Regions from separate parts of the Homo sapiens genome. Here all the other regions are linked to region 3. A link is an interaction called in ENCODE POLR2A ChIA-PET data of the cell type or tissue named here. Cell type or tissue: HepG2. All regions are shown on one strand.

Region 1 (2,500 bases), 230 kb before region 3:
AGAACACCACCTTTCCTGACACGGGTTTGGCACTGACGACTACCAGTCCTATAGCCCCATGGGGCCTTCTGCTCAGCGCCTGGCTGGGAAATTCAGTAGTAGTAGAATGTGCAGAGGCATCTTGGGGAAAACAATTCTGGGGTATTGGCAGAATTGCGCTCTTCCCGCGCTCCCCTCACATCAAGCCTCATCTCCTCCAAGGAGCCGCCAGGGAGCCCCCAAGGGCTGCGAAGGCTCCTGGTGCCAACACTTCCTAGAGAAGGGGACAACAGGAATAATAGCTAACATTAATAACAGGGCTGCCAGCCGGCACGGTGGCTCACACCTGTAATTCCAGCACTTTGGGAGGCCGAGGTAGGTGGATCACCTGAGGTCAGGAGTTCGAGACTAGCCTGGCCAAGATGGTGAAACCCCATCTCTACTAAAAGTACAAAAATTAGCTGGGCGTGATGGGCGCCTGCAATCCCAGCTGCTGGGGAGGCTGAAGCAGGAGAATCGCTTCAACTCGGGAGGCGGAGGTTGCAGTGAGTCGAGATCATGCCATTGCACTCCAGCCTGGGCGACAAGAGCGAAACTCCGTCTCAAAAATAAAATAAAATAATAATAATAATAATATAGCTGCCATGGTAGACACTATCCTATGTTCTCTCTCTTAATCCTCAAGACAACCTAAGTAGGTTTTTGTTCCCTTCATTTTATAAATGAGAAAACCACCAAACCATCTCATGGCTTTTTCTGATGCAAACTGATTTCTAGTCTCACAAGGCCCGTGGAGCCCTCCAGGACCTGAAGATGAGTCAGCCGCGTGCCCCTACTCCTGCCCTACACACCTAACAGGGGTGGCAAATGCAGCCCTGAGTTGGGGGGCACTCAGCAGGGCCAGGAGCGGGGCGTGAGCCAGAGCTGTGGGTGCTGCAGGAGAGGCCCCAGCCCTGACCCCCATGGCACAGAGTCTCATCTTCATGCATTCAGTGCCCTGGCCCCCACCTCCTGACTGGGAAACTTCCAGGAGTGGCGGCACAGACCACACGTTTTCAAGCCAAGTCCTCCCTGGCCTTTGTTCTCCCTCCCAACTTTCTTTTAATCAGTCGGAAACGCTGCCCGGCTGCAGCCAGAGGCCAAGAAAGCCTTGGAGAAAACACAATCGTCTTTTCCTAACACCTCCTCCTCTCCACTCCCTCCCACCCAGCTCTCAGTAAAGCCCAACGGGACGGACAGACACAGGACAGACAGGCGGCTCCTCTCGGCCGTTTGGCAAGAAAGATCAGCGCCCTTCTCCATTTAAGCGGCCGTCGCCAAAGGAGTTTCTGCAGATCAGCTAACAGGCTCACCATCTGCGGCCCCACAGCTCTCTGAGAGCAGGGGCGGTGCCACTTGTGGCCTTACATACAGGGCTTCGGGGGCCTCACAGCTGCAGATAGGGGCCAGGCAGTCTTCAAAAGCCCCTTCCCAAACTGTACCAAATTAAACCTGTTGAAACTCAAAGAGACTTCTCCCCAAAAGAAACAAAAGGCCCACAGGACATCCAGCTGCTTTTATCGAAGTGTGCAATTAGGAGGCTTTTTTAAACCCTTCCAATTACAAACTTCTCTGTGGCTCAGCAGTGAGCCACACTGGGCCCGCAAGTCCTGGGGTGTTCATTCAGTCACACACACATAGGGAGAAATTGTTCGCAAACCGCAGACAGAAAAGAACAGTGAGAGGGAACGCAGAGACTCCGGGGCCAGGGAGAGTTTTACCACGCCTTCTCTCAGGCCCTCAGCTTCCTCATCGACACAATCGGGGCCTCTGAGGCTCCTTCCTTTTCTAACAGGAGTCTCGGATGTCCCACCCACCCATCACCCAGGGCCCCTCGGGGTTTTCCCTCCAGCTGGCAGCCACCCGGCCTGCTGCTTGCTGGAATGCCCTCTTCCCGCGCTCCCCTTACATCAAGCTCCATCTCTTCTAAAGAGCCTCCAGGGAGCCCCCAGGGGCTGCGAAGGCTCCTGGTGCCAACACTGAGCTCTGCGCCTCCCCACACCATCTCCAACCCCACGAGGTGCCCAGGCCGTGCCCAGCACCGCCTGAACAATCAGAGCTCCACAGGGCTCTGCTGCAGCCAGCCAGTCAAGAAAGCTCTGTAGAGCTCAGCTCCCAGCCTCCCCTCCCCCTCCAGCCCCCTTCAGCCCCCTTCCTGGAATCCCCCAGTGAGCATTAGTTGGGACAAGCGACCTTTTGACTAACAAAGGCGGTCACCAGAGGTTAAAAGGAACTCAACTAAACCAGGGATTAAGACTCGGATTCTGAGGGTGGTCTAGGGCACTCCCCTGGACCTGGGCCACTGGAGAAACAAAGACGCCAGGAGTGCCGGGCCTGGCTAGTGGCTCTGAGAAGCCACGGGTCAGCAGAGAGGTCACAGGTCATAGCTCTGCCGCCCAGCAGCTGCTCTGATCAGAGGACCTCGTGGCAGTCCCCCCAGGGACCAGGCCTTGAGGGTTAGAGGGGAGAAAAGCGCGGGCTG
Region 2 (2,500 bases), 110 kb after region 3:
CCTGCCTTTCTTTCTGCTGTTAGAGGTCCATGCCAGGAGCCAGCTTTGTATCAGTTTTGCCACAGTGATCAGGTCATAAATGTCTCAGATCATTCAAGCCCAGTTTAACCTAGCAAAGAAAATGGCAAGATAATATTGCTGTGTTCTAGCTGTGTTCTGGCCTTCATTTTAGGTAGGCTTAAACCTCGACCTGGAGTCATTCCTGTTACGATTTACCAGAAAACACCCAACAGGAAGCCTACAGAACTACACTTTGCTCCTAATGTTAAGGAATGAAAACAGGAAATGTTCTGTTATCTGCCTGGCAGTGGGGCTTTGGAGTTAATCTCCTGGCCGTATCACTTACCAGCTTGGCAGCCTTGGACAAACTGAGCTCTGAGCTCAAGTTTCCTCATCTGTAAAGCGAGGGTGTATTATGTACCTTCATTTGGTTGTACAGATTAAGTGTGAACACTTAGGTAAAGCACACAGTATGGGGCTGAGTAAATGGACTGTTAAATAAGACAGTATCACTTGTTTTTAAGTTCCTTGGAGCTTTCTCCCCTAAACAGCTCAAAAGATTTTCATTTTTTTCTAATGCTAATATTTTTCTAATTCTTGTTTTAAAATATTTTACTGTAAAATATTTTGGCCAGGTGTAGTGGCTCACACCTGTAATCCCAACACTTTGGGAGACCAAGGCAGGAGGATTGCTTGAGCCCAGGAGTTGGAGACCAGACTGAGCAACATAATGAGACCTCGTCTCGTCAAAAAACAAAAATGGAAAATTTTTAAAAAACAGGCCGGGCATGGTGGCTCACGCCTGTAATCCCAGCACTTTGGGAGGCCAACGTAGGCAGATCGCTTGACCCCAGGAGTTTGAGACCAGCCTTGGCAACATGGCAAAACCCTATCTCTACGAAAACTGTTTAAATTAGCTGGGCGTGGTGGCACGTGGTGGTTCTAGCTACTTGGGAGGGCTGACGTGGGAGGATTGCTTAACCCCGAGAGGTCGAGGTTGTAGTGAGCTGTGATTGCACCACTGCACTCCAGCCTGGGCGACAGAGCAAGACCTTGTTTCAACACAAGTAAAATATTTGTGAAATGGGAATTCAGTTTCATTTTTTTTTTAACTGATCAAAAATATAACTTTCACCCCCACTGAGGCTTAAAAGAACAAAAACAAAAAAGTGTGACTGACATTCGGCGGTTTTGGCTTCTAGACCGCCACTAATATTGAGCTGAGTTCCTGTAACTCTGGCTAAAAGCAAAGAGCTGTGTTTTAGCCAGAGCAGTTTTATTATGAGTTAGATTTATGATTTCCAGTAGGCTTTTTGAAATGTTGGCCAGAGGTCAGGGACTCCCTGTCCCCATTCATAGATTCTAGACTGAATCTCTTTCAATATGAACACATTTGGCTCTTTAAGAAAGACTTAACTAAACTGGGATTCAACTGGATTGCCTCGAGACTTTGGGCAGAGCACATGACTTATTTTGTCCTAGAGATTCCAATCTGCTGGACACTCAGAAACTTTCACAACTTCTATTTTTCACATTTTTTCATATTTTAGGCTTCAGTGCAGAAGGATTAAAAGTAATGGCTAAGTTTTCTAATGCTGTTATTTATTTTTTCTTGAGGCTTTATGGTCACTAAAAAAGTAACAATATATAGTACGTAAAAAAACTTAAAGATACTGTGGCTTATAAAAGCGTATCTTTTTTCTGAGAACAAAATTAGCCAATTAAATAATAAAACCATCAAGAGATGTCACCAGTCAATGATGATGGGGCAAAAATTGTTCTGCATTCCGAGGAGGGAGAAATCGATGCAAGCAGAAGCGATTAAACATTCACATCTTGGAGCTAAATGACCTCCTAGGATGGATGGGTTTTATAGAGGTGGAGAGGTGGGGGGAGGGTGCTGGATGAAATAACTGGAAAATCTCCTTTTTCTTACTATTTTTCTTCAGTCCCTTTATAGGCACAACTGCTTAAAGAAACCAGATGGCCCCAGGATGGTGCCAGAGCTTCCTGACCCCTTATCAGATACCAGAGGAAGATAAGACTGCAGAGCGGAACAGGATAGGCAACCCCTGGTTGGCTTCAGATCATTATCATGTCGTTATAATGCTAAAATTCCTTCTCCTAAAAGAAAGTCTCCACCATTTTGTGTACATGTGATGTATGAAGACGTATGTTTATGAATTGTGTGTGCACATTTAGAGTCTCACTTTGCACATGCTAACATTCCTCTCCTGTCCCACACCTAGTCCTAAAAACTCCATGCCTTCTAGTGTTTGGGGAGAAGGGGCATTTAGAGTTAAGAGCCCCTTCCCTGGCCAGCGACTAAAACCTGGTTACCGTTTACAGTTGAATGTCCTCTGCGTAAATCGATACAAAGTGGGGAAAGAGCTGAGTTTACCAGTGACGACTGGAAGACCCTCTCTTTGAGATTTGTACCAAACCAGGTCTCAGTCTGCCTGTACATGCTCTGTCATTGCTTTCACTGTGTTGACCTACT
Region 3 (2,500 bases):
GCCTGGGGTGCCCATGCTGCACGTTCCATCATGGAAGCCCCCCATTCTCCAAGGCCTGGCCCAAATCCTCCTCCTCCCGTGTCCTGCATAGGGCACATTCTCAGCAGTGTTTGATGAATGAATGAATGAGTAGATTTTCTTTCTTTCTTTCTTTCTTTTTTTTTTTTTGAGACAGAGTTTCACTCTTGTTGCCCAGGCTGGAGTCCAACGGCGCGATCTTGGCTCACCGCAACCTCCACCTCCTGGGTTCAAGCGATTCTCCTGCCTCAGCTTCCCAAGTAGCTGGGATTACAGGTATGCACCACCACACCTGGCTAATTTTGTATTTTTAGAAGAGACGGGGTTTCACCATGTTGGTCAGGCTGGTCTCGAACTCCCAAGCTCAGGTGATCCACCCTCCTCGGCCTCCCAAAGTGCTGGGATTACAGGCACGAGCCACCGTGCCAGGCCAAACAGGTAAATTTTCTAATTAACATGCGTGGAAGACGGAAGGCTCTTTCTAGGTGCTAAGTTCGTCTTGGATCACACCAGATAGGTAAAGGAGGGAGCAGCATGGCGTGGTGCAGGCTGGCACCGGTGCGGGCCGGAGGAAAGTTCTCGTGGTGGATGTATTTTGAAGGTTGGGCCCACAGGACTTTGCTGATGGACTGGAGGTGGGGTGAGAGTGAGGGAGGAGTCAAGGGGGACCCTAGTTCTAGCCTGAGGAGCCAAAAGGATGGAGTTGGGGAGCTCCCAACTGAGATGAGATGGGGAAGAGCAGATTTGGAGGGGAGAAGGGATTAAGACTCCTTTCTACAGCTGAGGGTCTGGAGCCCAGAGAGGGGAAGTGGCTCGGCCAAGGCTAACAGCTGCTCAGTGAGGCAGTCAGATCTCTGTGTTCTTCTCCTCCTGGCAGCGTCTACGTTGGGATCCATGAGGCTGACTTCCTGATGAGGGTCCCATCCCTGGCTTCGGAGGCAGCTTCTCCCACTAAGAAGTGGCGGAAGGTGGCGGGCTGGATTTGCAACCTGATTTTAGCAAACATCCCCCAGGCCCACCGACTGCCCGGTCCATGCTAAGCACAGGGGCCTGAGGACAATGGGACCCATGGGGCCCAGGAGAAGTCCTGTGTCAAGTCCAAAGGGCGGTGAGGTGCGATAGCAGGGGTGGGGTGTCCTCTCAGTCAGCAGCAGTAAACTGGTTTGTCTGTCTCTGGAATGAAGCTCAGATCAAACATTAATTTCTCCTTATCTGGGAGATCTGGAAGCCAGCGGGGATGAGGGCCTTTCCTGTCCCCTGAACAGAGTCTGTTGGCTCAGAATTTCTCTCTCTCCACCATGCGGACCACTGACCCCTCACCCTGAGCCAGTCCTGGGTCGGGGGTTCAGAGCCAGGAGGACTCGTGCAGGCCCCGGGTGGAAGCAGGAGCACCTCACAGCTCCCAAACAGTGCCCCTTCAACCCTGTAGCAACTCGAGGAGACTGTCCATGCCACCCCCGCTTTACAGAGGAGAAAAATGGGGTTACAACGCTGCAGTGATTTTTCCCTGAGTCTCCTGCCAGATCTCTGGATACACTTTTTTTTTTTTTTTTTTTTGAGATGGAGTCTCGCTTTGTTGCCCAGCCTAGAGTGCAGTGGTGCGATCTCGGCTCACTGCAGCTCTGCCTCCCGGGTTCACGCCATTCTCCTGCCTCAGCCTTCCAAGTAGCTGGGACTACAGGTGCCCGCCACCACGCCCGGCTAATTTTTTTGTATTTTTTAGTAGAGACGGGGTTTCACCATGTTTGCCAGGATGGTCTCGATCTCTTGACCTCGTGATCTGCCTGCCTTGGCCTCCTAAAGTGCTGGGATTACAGGCGTGAGCCACGGCACCCAGCCCAGATACATTCTTTTAGAAGAGAAGGGGTCTCACTATGTTGCGCTGGCTGGTGTCGAACTCCTGAGCTCAAGTGACCCTCCCACCTGGGCCTCCTGAAGTGCTGGGATTACAGGCGTGAGCCACTGGACCCAGACAAAAACTGAATGGATGCTGTGATCCCGAGTCCCGTTTCAGGAGTTCTTGTGGATGGAGGGTTGGGGTGGGCACTCCTAGGCCCCAGTGATAGCTGGACACTAGGAGCCTGGACTCTGGGCCTTGGTGTATTTTTACCGTTGCCCACCCCCATCCTGCGTGGTCCATCCCAGGCAGTGCCTGACCAGCGGCAGGGGCCTCTATGTGAGTCAGATCCACCCCCAAGTGGTTTTGGTGAAGAGACCAAGGCTCAGAGGGAAGCTCAGAGTCCAGCCACCAGCACGGCCCCAGCAGGGCTGGCCTATTTTACTTTATTTTTTTAGAGGCAGGGTCTTGCTCTGTCACCCAGGCTGGGGTGCAGTGGCCCAAACATAGCTCACTCCAGCCTCGACCTCCTGGGCTCAAGTAATCCTCCCGCCTCAGTCTCCTGCGTAGCTGGGACTACGGGCGCATACCATGGGGTCTTGCTTTATTGCCCATGCTGGTCTCGAACTCCTAGCTTCAAACAAG

The links. ChIA-PET counts read pairs that join two places held together with the same protein. Peaks named below come from ENCODE experiments on the same cell type or tissue, not always from the same donor. Only the 100,000 strongest peaks of a DNase experiment are listed, where the experiment ranks them.
Region 1: POLR2A ChIA-PET joins it to region 3 with 10 read pairs; 3 of 35 experiments call an interaction of 5 or more read pairs at or near these places.
Region 2: POLR2A ChIA-PET joins it to region 3 with 11 read pairs; 4 of 35 experiments call an interaction of 5 or more read pairs at or near these places.

The regions. Positions count from the first base shown.
Region 1 is chr22:45,503,872-45,506,371 of GRCh38, reverse strand. All of the region lies in intron 1 of FBLN1 (fibulin 1), which reads right to left. Among named protein-coding and RNA genes, the nearest start is that of FBLN1, 2.2 kb to the right of the region's middle. RefSeq lists enhancers at 1-419, 420-1,033, 1,034-1,647, 1,648-2,261, 2,262-2,500. In HepG2, no CTCF peak of the experiment used is centred here; no DNase peak of the experiment used is centred here; H3K4me3 peaks cover 1,720 bases.
Region 2 is chr22:45,157,635-45,160,134 of GRCh38, reverse strand. The region is part of intron 1 of NUP50-DT (NUP50 divergent transcript); the gene reads left to right. Among named protein-coding and RNA genes, the nearest start is that of NUP50-DT, 4.9 kb to the left of the region's middle. RefSeq lists a silencer at 133-427. In HepG2, no CTCF peak of the experiment used is centred here; DNase peaks (open chromatin) are centred at 294 and 964; H3K4me3 peaks cover 937 bases.
Region 3 is chr22:45,272,351-45,274,850 of GRCh38, reverse strand. No RefSeq gene overlaps it. Among named protein-coding and RNA genes, the nearest start is that of UPK3A, 11 kb to the left of the region's middle. In HepG2, no CTCF peak of the experiment used is centred here; DNase peaks (open chromatin) are centred at 1,170 and 2,200; H3K4me3 peaks cover 278 bases.